2 separate regions of the Homo sapiens genome follow, and region 2 is linked to region 1. Evidence: read pairs that join two places in POLR2A ChIA-PET (ENCODE). Cell type or tissue: PC-3. All regions are shown on one strand. Each heading gives the region's core, and the rest is flanking DNA. Links, peaks and the distances in the headings are about the cores only.

Region 1 (10,403 bases), core at 1,193-9,192:
TATGAACCACAAGTTAAAAACCATTCCTCGGCCAGGTGCGGTGGCTCATTTCTGTAATCCCAGCAATTTGGGAGGCCGAAGCAGGTGGATCCCCTGAGGTCAGAAGTTCGAGACCAGCCTGACAAACATGGAGAAACCCAACCTCTACTAAAAACAAAATAGAAAATTAACCACGTGTGGTGGCACATACCTGTGATCTCAGCTACTCGGGAGGCTGGGGCAGGAGAATCACTTGAACCCGGGAGGCAGAGGTTGCAGGGAGCCGAGATCCCACCATTGCACTACAGTCTGGGCAACAAGAGTGAAACTCAGTCTCAAAAAACAAACAAACAAACAAACAAAAAATTGCTTTTTTATTATACTTTAAGTTCTGGGGTACATGTGCACAATGTGCAGGTTTGTTACATAGGTGTACATGTGCCATGTTGGTTTGCTGCAACCATCAACTCATCATTTACATTAGGTATTTCTCCCAGTGCTATCCCTCCCCGAGCCCCCAACTCCCAACAGGCCCCGGTGTGTGATGTTCCCCCTCCCTGTGCCCATGTGTTCTCATCGTTCAACTCCACTTACGAGTGAGAACATGCGGTGTTTGGTTTTCTCTTCCTGTGTTACTTTGCTGAGAATGATGGTTTCCAGTTTTATCCATGTCCCTGCAAAGGACATGAACTCACCTTTTTTATGGCTGTATAGTACTCCATGGTGCAAATGTGCCACATTTTCTTTATCCAGTCTATCGTTGATGGGCATTTGGGATGGTTCCAAGACTTTGCTATTGTGAACAGTGCCGCAATAAACATACATGTACATGTGTCTTTATAGTAGAATGATTCATAATCCTTTGGGTATATACCCAGTAATAGGATTGCTGGATCAAGTGGTATTTCTAGTTCTAGATCCTTGAGGAATTGGCACACTGTCTTCCACAATGGTTGAACTAATTTACACTCCCACCAACAGTGTAAAAGTGTTTCTATTTCTCCACATCCTCTCCAGCATCTGTTGTTTCCTGACTTTTTAATGATTACCATTCTAAATGGTGTGAGGTGGTATTTCATTGTGGTTTTGATTTGCATTTCTCTAATGACCAGTGATGGTGAGCATTTTTTCAAAAGTGTGTTGGATGCATAAATGTCTTCTTTAGAGAAATGTCTTTTCATATCCTTCGCCCACTTTTTAATGGGGTTGTTTTTTTCTTGTAAATTTCTTTAAGTTCTTTGTAGATTCTGGATATTAGCCCCTTGTCAGATTAGTTTTTACCCATTTATGTAAAAACAGGGAAATGACATCTGCCTTCCAGAACTCACTGAGCTTTGCTAGGATCAAATTAGGTAAAGTTAATTCAACAAATATTTAGTGGATCATTTCTATGTGCCAGGCACTGTTTTAGGGCCTAGGGATACAGCAGTGAACGTAAGAGACACTGTCTAATGGAATAAATGTTTTAGATGTGGATGCCAGACATTAAATGTATATGTTGTGAGAGGGGATGGTACAGTGATAAGAAAAATAAACCAGGAATATGTACAGGAGAGATGGAGGAAAAGTCTCTGTGCTAAGATGCCGCTGGAGCAGAGACCTGAAGGAAGCAAGGGACAAGGAGCCATGGGGATGCCTGGGAGAAGAGTCTGTAAATAACAAGTGTTGTAGCATTACCTTTCATCTAACAACAATCAGTGAGCAGGTGGTAAATTGAAATGTAAGCCAACATTACTAAGTAGGAAAATTAAAATATGTGGACTTTTGGGTAGAATTATGAATTTATTCCATATTAGCATATAAATTATTTTATATCCGTATTTGAAAACTTTGTTTCTAGGCCGGTCATGGTGACTCATGCCTGTAATCCCAACATTTTGAGAGGCTGAGGCAGGAAGATCGCTTGAGCCTAGGAATTCGAGATCAGCCAGGGCAACATGGTGAAATCCCATCTCTAAAAAAATTAAAAATTTTTAGCCTGGCATGGTAGCGTGTGCCTGTATTCCCAGCTACTCAGGAGGCTGAGGTGAGAGAATGGCTTGAGCCCAGGAGGTCAAGGTTTCAGTGAGCCATGATCATACCACTGCACTCCAGCCTGGGTGACAGAGCAAGAGTCTGTGTCAAAAAAGAAAAAAAGAAAACTGTTTCTACTGTTTCATTATGTATGCAGTTTTTTAGTGCAACTTATTTTGTTACAAGCACTATACTTCACCAAATTAACTAATTTAATCCCAATAAGCACCCTACAAGATAGAACCTACCATTATGCTACCTTACAAATAAGAAAATGGAGGCTCAGAGGGAGAAAAGTAATTGCTCAAGTAAATACATACAAGTATCAGAATCAAGATTTAAATGCAGTCAACTTAATAAAATCTGTCTTTTTATCTATCATGTCATACCGTTCCTTGAAAATAGATACTATTCTCTGACAGGAGAACAATCCATCTTAGATATTATATTTTTAAGTTACTGAAGTACTTCAGAATTTTTTGTTAAATGAGAAAATTTTGCACTGTATTCACTGGGGAAAATGTGCAAAGAAAAAAAGCTGAGCCACAAAGGAGTCAGAAAAGAAATTCCTAATTAGGGGAAAGACAGTCATTAGAGAACACCATTAGAAAGATTATAGTCACCCATAATCTTTCTCTTTTAATATCTATTTGCGGTTACCAAAAATAAATAAATAATTAAATTTTACAAAAACCCAAAAGCTAATCAGAGATCCAGAAAAGACAATCTAAGACCTTTTTACAATGCAAGGAACAGTCCTAGGCCCTTAGATATAGGAGAAGTCTTCAGTGTGTTGAACCACAGGTTAAACTGAAAAGGCCCAGAAGTTTCATAAAGTAGGCAAGAGTACATGAATGGAAAGAACAAAGTAAATATTTTAAATCAAAACTTGCCAGTTTTAGAGACAGTGAGATTAACAATAAAAAGTTCAGATTCAACTTATAATTTATATTCTGCTTTAAATTATTTCTCTTCTCAAATTTGTTTTCTTGATTCTAGACTACTCCTCTTTTTCAGGAGTGTATTGCAACAGTTCCAGTGAGAAATAAAAATGGCTGAAGAAAATCAATAACAGTGGAAGCGGCTGGTGAAGAAAAAAAAGAATGCATGTTTAATATTGAGAGGTAGGGGAGGGTGGAGAGTGGGTGGCAAAGGGGAAAGTCCAGGTGGCCTTAGTTTCTGCCATGAGTGATGGGGTAGGTGATGTGTTAGTTACAAGCAAGATAATGAATATGAGAGAAATAGAAGATAGGTAGTGAGTAAAAATGTGGACATCTTGATTTTTAATTATTATTGGGAGATCCAGATGGCAATAACTTACAAGCAATTGAACGCAAGTCAGGAACTCAGGAGAGATATCTGAGCTGGAAATAGAGTTCCAGGAATCATCAGCATGCGGATAAAAACAGACAATTAAATCAAAGATTTAAAGCACACCCAGAGGATGAGATAGGTAAAGGAGACTGCAGTGGAGTAATTAACTACTTGAAGAGCCGGTTCCCAGTATCAAATGCCACAGAGAAGTCAAGTAATACTTCCAAGTGAGGAGTTAGGGGCTGGAGGGGACAGTGCCTTGAAGGCCTTTGACAAAGCAGTTGTGTTGATGTGGTGGCAAAAAGTCTGAAGGGCATACAGTGAGAGGTAAATATGAAGCTACAATTAGAATATAACTCATTCTATTTATGAACTTGATGGTTAAATGATAAGAAAAGGAGAGAGAGATGGTAGCTAGATGCCAAGGCAGAGTCAAAAAATGGACAGGTTGAAATTATCTGGAAAAAAAAAAAAAAGACTGATGGGGTAAGTGCCCCAAAGAAAGAAGAGAGGCGAGGGTTTTGCCTGTCAAAATGATCAGAAGCCCAACTGGAGATGAGTAAGTGGGGCCAAGGAAGCTAAAAACATCGCATTTCATGAGACTTCATGAAGAATTATACCATGTCCTGGGCAGCTATTGAATGTCCTAACGGACACTCCTATAAGTGAATAATCTGTTTTTGATGAAAATCTGTTGTACACATAAGCACAGAGCAGCTCTGTGTGGTTTTAACACACAGAGATTTTCTAGGAATACAAGTACTCTGTAATTCAAAGAAAAATTGATTTAGGTTTGTTCCAATTTTTACCAAGAATTAGTCATAATTTCAGAAATTCAGAACATCAAGAAGAAATATAATTCATGGGTTTTAAGTCACCAATAGCATGCATCTATCATTCTGTGTTCGTAGCTATTCCATTTACACAGATTCTACAAAGGTCAGCAGCCTTTGACTGGTGAGATCATACATGATAATATACATATTGAAATACATGTTTCATTATAGATTATTTCTATTTCTTTTTTCTGTTAGAATTAGGGCATTATTTTGTTTCTATTCTCTGACCCCAATTGTTCTAGTGACAACCACATTGTTGAATAACCTTGCTCCTTTGCCTTCTCTTGGTCAGCTTCAAAATATCCTCTAATAGAAACTGTAGTGTTCATCAGTGATCACCATTTGGTTATAGGTAGGGTGACCATAAAACATATTTTTCAAAGGGGATGCTTCTGAGAATGATAGTGAGTACAATTAATAATTACTTGAGGACAATAAGAATGAACTGAGACTGTCCTGGGCACACCAGAATGTATGTTCACCCTAACTATATACTACAGGTGTGGTGAAGGATTTGTAATTATTTATTCATCATGGAAGAGACCAGACGTTCTTGCTTATACCAAAGGGTGACTAAACACAAATCCTTGTGAGGGAACTACCTTTTGAGAACAGGGGCCATCATATTTTTGCCTCTCCAGCATCTGGCCAAGTGTTCAGTTCACATTTGGAAAACAGGGCTCAAACCTCAGGGTTTGAGATCAGCTTGTGGTTAAACAACCCACTTCATATCAAAGTCATCACTCAGTGATCAGAAAACCTTACATTGCTAATAAGTGGTCACTGCCTCCTGCAGTAGAAGACAACATTTAATAAAGTCACATAGGTAGTCATGTAGGAAATACCAAAGGTACTTTTACAAAAAGCAGAGGCTGTTAAAAAAATAAACATACAAGGATTAGCCTAGGCCTTTTCTTACAACCCAGCCCAAAGCTGGCTAACACTTCTCAAACTCAATATGCACATGAATAATCTGGAAATCGTATTAAAATGCATCTTCCAAGATGTTCTTCAGTAGGTGAATGGATAAATACATTATGGCACATGTGGACAATGGAATATTCAGTACTAAGAGAAATGAGCTCTTAAGCCATAAAAGGATATGTGAGGAAACTTAAAAGCACATTATTAAGTAAAATAAGCCAATCTGAAAAGGCTGCATACAGTATGATTCCAGCTACAGTAAATGACATTCTGGAAAAGGCAGAGCTCTAGAAACAGTAAAATAAGTGGCTGCCAGGAGTTGGGGGAAGGGAGGAATAAACAGGTGGAAAATAGAAGATTTTTAGGGCAGTAAAACCATGCTGTGTGATACAATAATTTTAGAAACATGTCCTTATACATTTGTCCAAACCCATAGAAGGTACAACACTCACCCTAATGTAATCTATGGACTTCGGGTGGTTATGATGTGTCTGCTTAGGTTCATAGATTGCAACAAACGGACCAATCTGGTGGTAAGGTTGATAATGTAAGAGGCTGTGCCTGTGTAGGGATGGGAGTAGATGGGAAATCTGCACATTCTGCTCAATCTTACTGTGAAATGTTCTAAAAAATAAAGTGCATTTAAGCAGATAAATAAATAAATAAAAGCAGGTTCTGGTTTGTATATCTGAGTGCAGCCTTATGTACTGTGGAGTTTGTTATTGATGTTGTGTTTTTTTTAATTGACAAAATTTGTATATATTCATGGTATAGGACATGATGTTCTAATATCTGTATGCATTAAGGAATGGCTAAATCAGGCAAATTAGCATATCTATTACCTCACATACTTATCACTTTTTTTGTTGTGAGAACATTGAAAATCTACTATTTTCACAATTTTCAGGTACAGTTGTCCTCCGGTACCCATGGGTTATTGGTTACAGGACCTCTCTTAGATGCCAAAATCCATGGATGTTCAAGTCTTTGATATAAAATGGTGTAGTGTTTGCATGTAGCCTATGTGCATTCTCCAGTATACTTTAAAACACCTCTAGATTGCTTATAATATTTAATTACTAATAAAATATCAATGCTATGTAAATAGTTGTTCTACTGTATTGTTTAAGGAATAGTGACAAGGAAAAAGTCCGTACATGCTCAGTACAAATGCAATTTTTTTCTGAATATTTTCAATCTATGATCGGTTGAACCCATGGATACAGAGGGCAGGCTACATATGATATATTGTTATTAACTATAGTTACTAGGTTGTACAATAGATCTCCTAACTGAAATTTTGTATCCTTTGACCAACATCTCCTTAATATCCAACTCCCTTTTTTCTCTGCTCTCCCCTAACCCTGTTAATCACCATTCTACTCTCTGCTTCTATGAATTCAATGTTTTTTTTCTTTTAGATTTTACATATATGTAAGATCATGCAGTATTTATCTTTCTATGCCTGGCTTATTTCTCTTAGCATAATATCCTTCCAGGGATGCCAATGCTGCTGTTCCCCAGACCACACTCTGAGTAGCAAAGGCCTTAGAGTACTTCAAATCTAGCATTGGTATTCACTTTTGCTTTTAATTGTGTACTTTCTCACATTAGGCCAAGCACTCCTCTGAGACTGTAAAGTATTTCATTCATCTTTCTGTCCCCAGGCCTTGGCTCCACACCTGGCATGGCTGTGTGCCTAGCATATGATAGTAGCTCAATATAACTTAATTGACTGAATGACAGAAATCACTGTGGCTTCTTACAGAACCATTAGCCAGTAATTTACTCCTCCCTCTTCCTTTAAGAGGACTTAGTTGATGACACTGCCTTGTTTTTGTATGCAGCACACCCATTCCTCAACACATACTTTTTCTTTTCAAAGACGATTTCTAAATGTATTTTACTTTTAGAAAACCTCCTAAACTGATTTAGGTGGCTTCTGTCTCCAGACTCTAGCTAGTAGGCCTTGCTCAATTTTACCTGTTGACTAGGGATGCTGCCGGGACCCAAACTAATAACAGCTCAAGAAACCACTCCCTGTGCCTTATCCTCATGCAAGAAGAACTTGGAAGAAAGTGAAGTAGAGAGGCCCATGCCTCCTGTAATTCAGACTTGCCCTATAACTCCATTGAAACTCTCCTGAATAAGGTCAGCAATGGCAACTGCATCAATCAAGGTCTAACCAGAGAAACAGAGCTGGTAAGAGGTAAATATTATAGGATTTACTGCAAGGAACTCGCTTATGAGATTGTAATTAAATGGTAAATTGATTCAGGGCAAGTATGAAATCTGTGGGACGAGCTATTGGGAAGGGCAGGCTGAAACTCTTGGGCAAAAGTTGATGCCACAATCCCAGGTAGCATTTCTTCTTCAGGGAAGCCTCAGCAATGTTCTTAAAGCCTTTCAGCTGATGGAATCAGGGCCACCAGGATTATCAAGGATAATCTCCCTTACTTAAAATCAACTGATTATACTTCAATCACATCTACAAAATACCTTCACAACAATGCCTATATTAGTGTTTAATTGAAAGACTGAGGAAGGTAGCCAAGCCAAATTGACCCGGGAAACTGACCATCACAGCATCCCATTGCCATGAATAAAGACCCCTTTCCAAATGCTTTGCTCATGTAGCAATGTCTGCAGCTCTCCCATTGCTGCTCCACTCTTTCAACCCCAGAAAGATGGAATGTTAGTTCTGAATCTGAATTAATGTACTTTTTTTTCAAAATAAAAAGGATCCTTACTTGTCAAAAACAAAGCAAAACAAACAAATGAAAATAAAATGATGGGACTTAAGAGGCGCCAATAAGCATGGTAGGAAGAGGCTTCTAGGACTGTTCTCTCCCATTTTTAGTGTTAGAGCAATACTCATCTCTATGACCCTTAATTTCCTTTCTCTAAATGGGAAGGCAGCCTTAGGATACTTGCCCTCCCTCCCTCCTTTTCCTCCCTCTCTCTCTTTCTCTCCCTTTCTCGTACTCACACATACACAGCCATGAATGCTCACATACTTCATTTTCTGTCTTGTCTGATAATGCCTTTTCAGCCTCTGTAACTGACTCTACTCTTTTGTCTATTAAGTTTTCGATGTTCTTCAAGTATCCTTCTAACTCTTCATTAATCAACACACTCTGTGCATTCACTCCACAAGCCCCATAGGTTCCAAAAACAGCAACTCAGGGTGTTCAGGCTGGGATTCTGGGCTAGAAATACAGTTTGAGAGTCATCTTCCACTCCCCATGCCCTTAACCTTCACACCCAAGAAACAAATTTTGTCTCTTATTCCTTAAAAATTTCTGTCTATAGGTCTCTACTTTTCCATTTCCATTGCTCCTGCTTTAATTCTGTCTTCATAGTCTTTCTCCTGATTTATTGAAATCATTCATTAGTGTCTTTAAATTAATCTTATTCCCTCCAACCCCTTTCTCTTCCCTCATCACACAACCTCCAGAGTTACTCTCCTAGAGCAAAGATCTAATTATTCCACTCCACTTCTTAAAAACCTTAAATGACACAATTTGGTCCCAAGCTCCATGTCCAATCTCCTCTCTTGTTGCAAACCTACTACAAAACATCCCCTGGATATTCCCATACTTTTTCTTCTCAGTGGCCTTGACTGTGCTGTTCTTTCTCTCTGTTCCTGTATTCTTTTTCTCATGAATTGAAGCCTTCCCTTGGACAGAGTTAACATTCCATCCCTCATGCCCACACGATGGTTTATATATATTTATGTTTTGACATCTATCACATTGTATTATGGTTCCCCTTTTTTTTTTTTTTAACCAGTCTGGCTCCTTCCAACTTCCCAGAGTCATTCTTCTTGATGTCAAGATTTAAAGTGAATTATGCATCTATATAAACTTAGAAACAAACCAGTGGTCAGGTACAGAGTTCAAGCTGATTGCCTGTTTGTTAAATGAATAAACTAATGAGTAAGTGAATGAATTAGAAAATACTATCTTTGCAGTACTGTATTGTTAAATAAATTAAGCCTACCCACAGGGGCTGTATATTCAGCATCTTTACCAGTCTTTGATTTGGCTGGTTTCAAAGTCCGAAGATCCTAACAAGTGAGGTCTAGGAAAAGTCAAAGAACTTGCCCTAGGTAGCCAGCTATTAAGTAAGAAAAAATATATAAAAATTTAAATCATAATTTCTTGCAGTGTGGTTGCCTCTGGTAAGTGAAGAGTGAGAATAAATATCTAAGAAATACTCTTTTTATAGAAGAGAAACTTCTCTATAAAATCCTTGTGAACTTCTTTTGTTAATGCTATACTGGAACATAAAAGATTCAGCACGCACTGGGGAGATGCTGCAGGATGCAAGAAGTTTAGAAAAGGAGAGAAAAAATAACATAAAGAGATTTATGCTGTAAGCCTTCCACTTCATTTTTGGTCTGGAGAGCAAAAAAAAAAAGAATAGCTCCAAGAGCCATCTTTAATAAGCAAGTATCATGTTAATAATCCAATTTATGGATCAATAAACACTGAGGAGTTCTTGCCTGGTAGCATTAATAATATCCTTTCATCCCTGAGGGGGGCACAGTCTTCTTAGATATATTTTATTTAGCTGAATTCAATGTAAGTAGAGATGACAAGCCTTGCGGCTAAATAGGTGGTCAACCACTAGCAGCTTTGCATAATGATGATAAATAGGAGGTGGAAATGTCAAATGCAAGAGGAGTATTCTTGAAGGGAGCCTCAGCAACTTCATGTTTTCAAACTTCACTAATCACTAGTTTGATGAACCTGTTTAATATGATGCATGCCTCTGTGTTAACCAGGCATACCTTTGTAGAAGTCCATATTCAACATAACAAGTCTATTTGACCACTTAGAAACACATTTGCATTTACATGTTCTCTCTGAGTTCCTCTCCCTCCTTTCAGCATGCTACACCATGTATTGTTTATGCACCCATGGTTCTGGCTGCTGAGTATGTGTGTGTGTGTGTGTGTGTGTGTGTGTGTGTGTGTTGGGCTGATTAAGCATTTAGTATGCAAAAAGCCATTCAAGTAGATTATCTTATTTAATTTCCTCAACAACCTTATACAGAGGATGAAAGGGAAACCCTAGAAATGAAGTATCTTACCAAGCTCACACAGACAATTGGTGAGGTGGAGATCTGACCCCAGATTCAAAGTAAAACAAGGACCATGTCTATATTTTTTCACCATCCCATCCCTATCACATAGTAGGGGCTCAACAAATATTTGTTGGATGAATGTATACGTCACAGTCGCACAGTTTTCTGTCCTGTCCCCCTAGGGAGTTCCGAAATCCTGGGCAATTCCAAGGCTGAACTGTTCTTCACTGACTGAAAGCAGCA
Region 2 (10,403 bases), core at 1,273-9,272, 420 kb before region 1:
ATCTCCTTTACCCTGAGAATAATTTTTGGAATACATTGTCATATGTAACTAAGAGGTAAAGGATTATAAATTTCTCTGAAACTTGTATAATTTCATATTGTATAATTTGACAGTGATTTGAAGTTCAGATTTCTAAAGAAAGCAGCAGAGACCTTACATCATCTGGTGGAACCATGTCAGCTCCATAAGAGCTATGGCTGTCACCAATGCTTCATAAATGTCACCCCTCCAAGATTAGCAGAGACTCACTAAAATAGGCCTCCTTCCTGTGCTTAACAATAAATTTCTACCTTTTTGAATTACCTCAAGAATGACTCTTCAAAAAGAGTATTGTTGACCACCGAACAACATGGGTTTGAACTGCATGGATTCACTTACATGAGGATTTTTGCAGTAAATACAGTTGTCCCTACGTATTCATGGGTTCCACAACCACAATCAAAGGTGGATGGAAAATAGAGTATTTGAGGCATTCAAAACTCACAAATACGAAGGGCCAACTTTTTATATCAGCAGTTCCACAGGTCTGACTGTGGACTTGGATATGCATGGCTTTTGGTAGCCAAAAGTAGTCCTGGAATCAATCCCCTTGGGATAACAAGGTACCAATCAAAATACTTATACACCAAGTGGGGTTTATTCCAGGTATTCAAGGCTAGTTCAGCATTAGAAAATCAATCATGTAATGCATCATATCAATAGATGAAAGAGAAAAATTCATATGATCACATCAGTTGACACAGAAAAAGGATTTGACAAAATAAAACACTATTCAGGATAAAAACCCTCAGCTAACAAAGAATGTTGGAAACTTCCTCAATATAACACCCACCGATAACCTACAATTAACACTATATTTAATGGTAAGAAACTAGACATGTTCTCCCTCAGATCAGGAACAAGGCAACTATGTCCTTGCTCATTAGTCCTATTCAACACTGTAGTTGAAATTCTAGCTAGTGCAATAAAGCAAGAAAAATAAACATAAGTTTATAGATTGGAAAGGAAGAAATAGGACTGTGTCTATTCACAGATGGCAGGATTATCTATGGTAAAAATTCCAAAATCAACAATAACCAAAAACTCCTGGAACCAATAACTGAGTATGACTAGGTCTCAGAATATAAATTTCATATATGAAAGGCTGGCAAAGAACAATTGGAACTTGAAAATTTAAAATTTTCAATACTTAGATATAAATCTGATTTTTAAATATAGATAAGATATACAAAAAAATACAAAACTGGTAGAAAAAAGAACATTAAAATATGGAGAGAGATTCAGTGTTCAAGTATTATTATTTTCATTCTCTTCTATTAAAAAATTTAAAACGTAAGTCTTATTTTACATATAGTTTAAAACTGAAATCTGAGTTCAAATGCTGACTCTGCCATTTTGGTATCTGTGTGATTTTACTTTAGTTATTCAACTCCTGTTTCCTAATTTTCACATCTGTAAATCAGATAATAGTACCTTGTAGATTCATTTTCTGTATCGAATCAGTTAATATATCAGAAGCACTTAAATGGAACCTGACAAATAGCAAATGATGTATAAATATTGCTGTTAGCATCATAACCATTACAATGGGAAACTATTCAGGAGTTTTAATCAGGGAAGACCCTGGCTGCTAGGCAGCATATTGTATCTGTTTGGAAAGAGAGTAAGACAAAGTATAAACAAAAGTATGGTTAGGGCTCACCACTTTTAAATGAATCTGCATCACATAAGGTTTGTGAATCAGAAGTAAAGTCTAAGTGTGGTTGTTACAAGCGCAGTAAAATAAAATGAAGTAAAAAAAATTTGTACTTTTACAAATGAAAATCCTGAATCATCTGATGAAGAGACTAATGTTTCAGAAACACAGGGGCACAAAAAATAAGACAAATAGGAATGCTTTATTATTTGATATTTCCAGCAAAAGAACTACAACATGGCGGAAAAACAAAATGTCATTCAACCTTCTTACACATATTTTGCAATTTAATTTTTTTTAATTGCATATGGGAAGGTGGAGACAGAAATCTCCATAATGGTTTTTATTGCTTTCGCCACTGAAGGTTTTAATCCAGTCCTAGTTCTGAAGTTATCATGTGGCCCCTGATGAGGAAAAATAAAAGTCCACTACACATTTTCTCATTTAAAGCATATTGCACCCATTGCTGTACATGGACCTTCATGAATCAGAGGTAAGAAAAATATTAGCTGAGAGTTCCAACCGTGGAGTATCCACACATCATTCACTTTTCTCCTTTAATAATTAAAACTCACTATGTAGGCAATTTTTCTCATGACATTCATTTATAAAAATGAGTAAGTAAATGTTACACCCAGCTAACTTAGGAATAGAGTTTGAATTTAGCTATTCCTAAAAACTAAATAAATAAATACATTTTCTGTTTCAACAATGTTTCAAAATGTGACCAACAGCAATTTGCCTATTCTGTCTTTTCTTCAGGCACAAAATGTATAGTGTGGCTGCTTGTATGACTGACACCAAGCCCGTTTTAACCATCCAGTTTATTTTTACACCATCCAATTTAAATTATTTTTATGATCCACAGCCCATTAATGAAGGGGTGCATCACAGCCTGTGACATCTGGCAGTGTAGTAGGTGTCAACAGAATAATCAATTACTCCTGTGGCTAATTCCCTCCATGCCCTCTCCACAGAAAGTAGAGACAAAAGGAAGGTGATATTTAATTCACAGCAGAAAGAAAACCCATTTAATAAGATTAACTGGCATCTCCCTTTCATCCTCTTCCCCTTATCCTCTCAACAATCCCCTGAGCGCCCCCAACACACACAACACACATACACACACCGGAAGTGACAGGGTTTGACAATTATGCTGAATACAAGAGCTAATTTTTTGTTGCTGTTGAGACAGAGTTTCGCTCTTTTTGCCCAGGCTAGAGTGCAATGGCACCATCTTGGCTCACCGCAACCTCCGCCTCCTGGGTTCAAGTGATTGATTCTCCTGCCTCAGCCCCCTGAGTAGCTGGGATTACAGGCAGGTGCCACCACGCACAGCTAATTTTGTATTTTTAGCAGAAACAAGGTTTCTCCATGTTGGTCAGGCAGGTCTTGAACTCCTGACCTCAGGTGATACACCTGCCTTGGCCTCCCAAAGTGCTGGGATTATAGGCATGAGCCACCATGCCCGTCCTACAGGAGATAATTTTTAAATGAACTGATCAGTTTGACTGAAAAGGACTGTGATCCACAATGCTTCAGTCCTCAGGGAGGAAGGACAGTTTTGACAGATGCAAATGTCACCAATAAGATTAAAGCAAAAACAATGTGGTCCCTTCACCAACTGCTCCATCCTGTTTCTACCTGGACAGTGGAGATGCTGTACGGTCAGCTAATGAGGCACTTTTTGCAGGTAGAATTGTTCAAGTTGCCCTTCTGAAAGGTCAGTGCTAGGTAGCAGTAAGTAGTCCCTGGCTTTCTCCTTTAGTCACATTTAAATTTTACTTGGCTCATAGCATGCAAGTAATAACTCTAGTCTTTATATTTACATAACATCCTTGTAAATAATGAAAATCAGCATGCAATACTCTCAGGTGAACCATGTTTTTAAATAAATGAAAATTGAAAATAGATTTCATTTCTCACTCAAATGATTGCTGTAGTCTAGTACCTTATTATATCACCAGCATTATTGGAGCCAGAGGGGTATTATCTAGTGTAAAAATTTCAAGCTCACAATCAAGAAATTTGTGTTCTATTCCTACACCAGGCAGCAAAGACGACAACACTATGGGACATTTACTGAAAGACACTATTCTAAGTACTTCACATGTATTATATAATGTGCACAAAATCCCTGTGAGCTAATTCATTTTATTATTTCCATTTTACATAGGAAGTAACTGGGACACAGAGCAGGTAAACAACCCACCCAAAATCATGCATTGCTGAGTAGCAGAACTCAGGATTCAATTAGGACACTCTGACTCCATCACTTCCCATACACAGAAGCTGAGGTGACTTTTAAAATATATGTGTAGCGTAAACAACAACCAACCAGAATAGATGCTAGTCTTGGCTCAGGAATAGAGCCCAAGAAAAAACTCGTGCAAAGATATTAACAATTTCTGAAGTAAGGAGAAGAAGCGACAATCCCCGTGTGGGACCAGAGCAGCAGGAAAAGACAGACAGACATTTGGCAGGGTCTGCAGCAACAGCTACCTACTAATCTATACAGAAATTTCTCAGTATTTCAATAAGAAATACAGCCATATTGGTGACACAAAGTGAATATCAACCCTATGATATGTGCACCCCAAATTAATTTACCAACACAGATTCCAATAAGAACCTAGCAACAAATAGAAATAACAGTCATATTCAGGCAATTCCTTTTAGTTTCACTGACTGCCTCTTTTTGGCCTCAAGCACATGGGAATGTGTTCATTTGCAACGTCAAAGTTGTTATCATCTTAAGAAGGTGACTGATCATATGTGAAACACAAGATGGTATGTCAGGATCTGAATTCGTTCTAATACCTTTTAAAAAAAAGTATATAGCTGGAGAATATATTACGTGAACCCTATTTAGAAAATTCCAAGATCTTTTAAAAATATCTGAACTTTGATAAAATCACAAAGGAATAAAAGACATGCTCAGGAATGACTCATAGTAGCACAAAAGATATTTAGCTATATAAGAAAGTTTCATGTTTGAAGAATATTCACTTCTTTCCACTGATCAATGGAGAAAAATGTGCATTCATTTGCTGAGAGCAGAATATGCCCCCAAACAGCAAACCAGGTTTTATATAAGTCACTTTTCATGTTAGCTAAGATTGTGTCAATCATTTAATGGGTTTTAGCTTAGGGATAAATTTTAAGCTGTTATTTTTCTGGTGAAGCCAGCAATAGGAAAATGTATGCTGAGGGAAGGAAAGAAACTGGAAAATTCAGCTAACTTAATAGAAATCTAACATTTGCTATTGCGTTGAATAATTACGTTTTTCAGATCCCTTTGAAGATGAAAGGTTTTGTATTAAACTTTTTTATTACCAGGCTATCATGAAAAAACAAATCCCTACAATGTCTGTGCATTTCTTGTTTTAAAATACGCAAGTGATCTGTTGCCTATCTTTATAACAGTGGTTTCTGTTCCAAAGAGCCTTAATCTGGAAAATATATGACATAAACTTAAACAACTGAGAATATTTAAAAATGAGCTATTCAAAAAAACATGCTATTGATACTGTTAGACGTTATGGTAGTTTGTCCACTTAACAAAGAGAAAGGCAGTGTTATGTTGGGTATAGCTATGGTAACTTAGGCAGATGACTCACTCAAAGCCTTTGTTACACTATTTATGACTCACACTTAGTAATGCTCACCCAATTACCTTTCCTAGTATATCTTCATCTTGTTAAAGTGTATGAGAACTGCTTTGGAGAGTCTAATAAGTCCAAATGAGCATTAAAAAGGAGAGAGAGTAGGAGAAGTATCTCTTGAGAAAGGTGAGTCCTTCCTATAAACTCTGGGTTTTATTATGGGCTTGCAAGCAGTACTAGAATCTGGTGTAACACATGATGACCAGATCTACTTTGTATTCAGGGAAGTCAATGAGTTCTCTAAGTGGCATGAAGCTAAGTACACCCACATAGTTTCTGAGTACATCAGTTCTTCAGTGTACATTAAGCCTTTCCAGATTTATCCACAGAGGTTGGCTGTTTGCCAGAATTCAGATTCTGTTCTGTTGTGCAGTGGGCTGAGTATTCCCAGGTGCCAGCAGAGTTTTATGCCTAGTCCTTATTTACAGTTTTTCTTAGAATTGCTTTGAAGTGTGAACAATCAAGTTGCAGCATGCTGTAAAGTTCTTTCCACATGAGCCCTTTATTTCATTTTCTGTTACAGCTCTGAAGCCTTCTCAAAACAGAAGTATTTATCTACAACTATTAAAATGCATTTGGGATGATAAATTCCTTATAAATACTTTTACATAATTTTATTCTCTTTATGAATAAGACAAAAATATAAACAGCCAATTGTATTCTTTCTCTACTACTTCTCCTCAAAAGGAGTAGTATTTAGCAAGGTGTTTGACTATTAATTATTAAAATGTATAAAATATTCTGTGGCTTAATAATACCTACAAGATGGGGCTTGCAAACACCTTGTGTATAATCACAATTGCGTATTATTTGGAATTCCTAACAAAGCTTCTAATACTGATATGATAACTAATTTGTAGCACTAAATATCACCTTTTTGGAAAGGAAGTACCTATAATAGCCTGCACACAAACCATGCCTAACATCCTTTTTCCTAACCACTATCATTTTCAGATATTCCAAACTAAATGCAGATTTTTTGTTTCCAAGCTCTATATTACCTTAAGATCAAAAGCTCTGACTTGAATTGTGTGCAAGGAGGCCAAAAAGCAGCCCAGTTCCCCAGTACTCTTTCCAAACACCACTCGGAGGTGACCAAAGGCTCAGCATCTGTGGACAGCCATTTGGAAAGCCTAGTGGGGTGAAACAGATAGCCCCAGCAAAAAAAATGGAAATAAGGGGCTCCCCTAGAAGCCGGGTAATGAATAAATTTTTCAAATTTATAAAGAACTTGGCATTTCCATTTAAAAGATGCTTTATGCTAGATACATTTTATCTTTTTTAACCCTGGATTTTGTGCTTGTTTGCCAAAAAATCACAGTCTACGTTGTGAGAATAGTACTCAAAAATAGAAGTGGTCTAGTAAGTGGTGGAGACCAGTGAGTTGCATAACCACATCAAAGGGTTGCACCTCTGTGTTATGCTCTTCCAATTTGCAGCTCTAACAAACTTTGATTTATGGTGCCAAGAGGGCCCTGTGTGGATGACTTCTGCTCCTTTCAGAACTTTTAATCTTTATTTTTAAATGTCACAATTCTAAATGATTTTTTCGGAGTTAGCCCCAGATAAATGATTCCTGGGAAGACCGCGGCGATGATCCTGAGCCCACTTGCACTTGTGGTTGATGGCACATTAAGCAATAATGCTGATAACGTGCTGCAATCAGTACCTATAGCATTTTCACCTGACCTCAAAATGAGGTTAATGCAGAAGACAAATAGAAGGGAAGCACATGCCCCATTTTTTCATCAGGCTGTTACATAAATAACAGATAAACATGCTTCTGTTCAAACCACATCAGAGCGGAAGAAAATGCTGCCAACTTCAAGCCGTCAAAGACTTAAAAATGCTGTTGTCAAATCAATTTTTTACAGCAGACTGACCTGTTTGCAGACCATTTTTAATAGCAGAAGAGTTTAGGACTTGGGCTTGGAGTACGCAAGTGATTTCCAAATGACATTTGAGATGTAAAATTTCAGTCTGCCAGCCTTTCCCTCTCTCGCGCCCCATCCACCCCCACATCCATACACATGCACACACGCCCCATCAACTTCCACTGACATTTCTTCATTACCATGAAAAGGCTCGGGCAGTCTTGGGGGATTTTGCAAAGCATCATTCCTCTTTTATACCCAGGCTCTCACTGATAAGTCTACAAATGGTTTTCAAAATTTTATGCCCCAACAGGAGGTAGGGTTTGAGTTTTTAAAGTTGTAGAGATAGTGGCTTCTAAGTTTATCCCTTTGACTTCTCTGGCCATTATTACCCACCCAGTGTGTCCCCATCTCAGGAGCTAAAATGCCAAGTGACCTTTTTGGGTGAATGGTTACAAAAACTCATGGGTACATTTAATAGGAAGAAATGTGGGCTCAATAACATGGTGTGAGAAGATTGTCAGGAGTGTGTTCTTTTTTTTTTTTTCTTAACCCAAACACAGCCTCTGTAGATTTTTTTGAATGTTCAAGTTACACCTTCCTCTTCAAATGATAAAAGAATTCAGTGTGAAATTTGCTTTCATAAACTTTTGTGAAAGGTTCTGTCGTTCTCATATAATACTTCAGGAGTATATATAGAGAACACATTCAGCTGTCTCCCTTGATGCCTTAATGATCGAATCAGAGGAAAGGGCTGTATGGGTTTCGTTCTTATTTCTTACTCAATTCTCTCCTCTGTACCATATGAACTTGGATTATATGGACATCACCTTCTTCACTAAAAATAAAAGCATGGAGTTATTTTTATTATAAAATTTAGTACCATGGCAGCCAGTGAAAGTGTAGCCCACAGAAATTTGCCATTAGAAAATCAGGAATCTTATAAAATGAGAACACTATACTGAGGAGTTCAAGTGGCAAATAGGGATGGTGTTTGTTCAGTTCAATATCCAAATCTATTAGGATGTGGGATAAGCACTTTGCTGAAAATATTTTTAAATACTTTCAAGATATGACAGGCCAGGTCAGAATCATATGGCATACAAAGAAAACCCTAGGTTAGCCTAAAGCTGCCTCCTTTCATATTTTAAGTTCAGCCTAAAAGTTTCTCCATATGTAGTGAACTGATACCTAACTGGATATGTAAACCAACTAACCAATTCTTGTGTCAATCTCTGAATTTTGGCCAATTAAAGGTGACCAACTGTTCAAACCATGTTCAAATAAGGCAAATACTGAGCTGTAACCAATCCACTGTTTCTGTACCTCAGTTCCATTTTCTGTGCATCGATTTCCTATTTCTGTCCATAAATCTTTAACCCTGTGGCTGCACTGGAGTCTCTCTGAGCCTACTCTGGCTCGGGAGGCTGTCCGATTTGTGAGTCATTCTTTGCTCAATTAAACTCTGTTCAATTTAAGGTTTTCCTTTTAACATCATATCGTGACAATATCAGCATTTCCATTAAAAGACCTTTTTCCCCTTGTAGGATGTATTAATGTCTAGTAAAAAATGGAGATATACAAAAGTTAGCACATAGTCTTGCAACTATATTTATTGCTGAAAAGTTATCTTGGCTGTTTTTAAATGATAGTATTTCAACCATACAAAAAGTTTTTTTTTTTCTACTTTATTTTTTATTTCTGGCCTCATATGACTCAAGAACAGCTTCATTTTCAACCATTAGCCCATGATGTTGGCTGCTGCGTTTAGGCAGTTTGGGGATAAAAATAAAATGACCAAGTTATTTTGTTTGGAAAGGCAGCTTCTGCACATTTGCTGTATTTTTTTTCAATAAATATTTCATAACTCTTTTTAAAACATGGCCTTATCCTTTAGCACATATGGGAGGCAGCTAAATCTAAATCAAGTAGATGTTCTAGAGCTCAGATTCCATCACTCAGGACCCAAATCTACTTTTCTGAACTAGCTCAATACAGAGATAGGCATGATAATCCCCTTAATATCAGAAATTACTAATAGACATTTTACATTTTAAAACATTAAATTATTGTGTATTCTATATATCATGCTTCAGGGAAGGGCTGAAATGCCTCTGTTTTGCTGGCTGGGATATGTCTCTCAGTTTCCATTCCACTAAGCCATACTTCCAAATTATTGGGCCAGTCCATCCACCTGGCAGTAAAACACGTCATTCTTGTCTTTCTAGATTGAGCCAACCTAGGAAGATAGGGGCCATGTACGAAAGAATTTTTTAAAAAAGAAAAAAAAGTGTGTGTTTGTGTGTGTGCGCGCATATATAAAAAGAGAGAGATAAAGCAAATATAGTAAAATGTTAAATTTTAGTGTTTCTGACTAAAGAGTACACAGTGATTATTTGCAATATTCTTGCAATATTTCTGTAAACTTGAAATTGTTCCAAAATAAACATTAAAAATATAAAAAAAAATAAAGAATGAGAATCAAAGCTCCAATGATAATAAAATATGCTTTCTGAAAGTATCAAATAAAAATTGCAACAGCCAGAATTAAACAAAGAAAGAAGGCTTTACTCAAGATTGTTGCAATAGGGGTCAAGAATATTGCAACTGAAGAGACTAAACTCAACTCCATTGAAACAAGATGGGAAGGTTTTTAAGCATTGAAGCCAGGTCTTAGGAAAGTACCTTGGGGGAATTGAGGGGAGGTTTGTCAATGTGATTAGGCCATTTGAGTTTGCTAACTGGCAATTATCACTTAGGAAAGTTAGCTTCCTGCCCTCTTACAGAGAATGGGGGTAGGGACCTTATCTTTCCTGATGATTCCATTTCAAAGGGATGGCTCCCAGGTCTTTGAGAAAGACGTTCCTAGGTAGTAAAACTGGCAAGAGGCTGAGAGAAGATTTACATCTCAAAGGGACAGAGAAGGAATTTGCAACTACAAGCTTTCTAAAGTAAATACTCTAAGAAAAGGGTGATCAGGGGCTTATAGGCAGGAAGAAATTTGTCTGAAGTGTAGTCAAGCTGGGGGGAATGTTAAGGCCTTCTTGGGCTTAACAGAAGTCAAATGTATTTCCCTGTTTTGCAAAGATGATAATAAGTTTGTCAAAAGCCATACTAATCTTAAGGGAAGAAAATCAAAGATTCAGTAGCCAATCTTAAAAGATTTTC

What was found. ChIA-PET counts read pairs that join two places held together with the same protein. Peaks named below come from ENCODE experiments on the same cell type or tissue, not always from the same donor. Only the 100,000 strongest peaks of a DNase experiment are listed, where the experiment ranks them.
Region 2: POLR2A ChIA-PET joins it to region 1 with 20 read pairs; 2 of 35 experiments call an interaction of 5 or more read pairs at or near these places.

What each region holds. Positions count from the first base shown.
Region 1 is chr7:114,807,513-114,817,915 of GRCh38, reverse strand. No RefSeq gene overlaps it. Among named protein-coding and RNA genes, the nearest start is that of MDFIC, 110 kb to the left of the region's middle. In PC-3, for the core only: no CTCF peak of the experiment used is centred there; no DNase peak of the experiment used is centred there.
Region 2 is chr7:115,226,267-115,236,669 of GRCh38, reverse strand. LINC01392 (long intergenic non-protein coding RNA 1392) reads left to right here and starts at 5,315. Exons shown (of 5, transcript NR_126407.1): 1 at 5,315-5,487. RefSeq lists enhancers at 9,701-10,269, 10,270-10,403. In PC-3, for the core only: no CTCF peak of the experiment used is centred there; DNase peaks (open chromatin) are centred at 5,359 and 5,639; H3K4me3 peaks cover 725 bases; H3K27ac peaks cover 2,524 bases.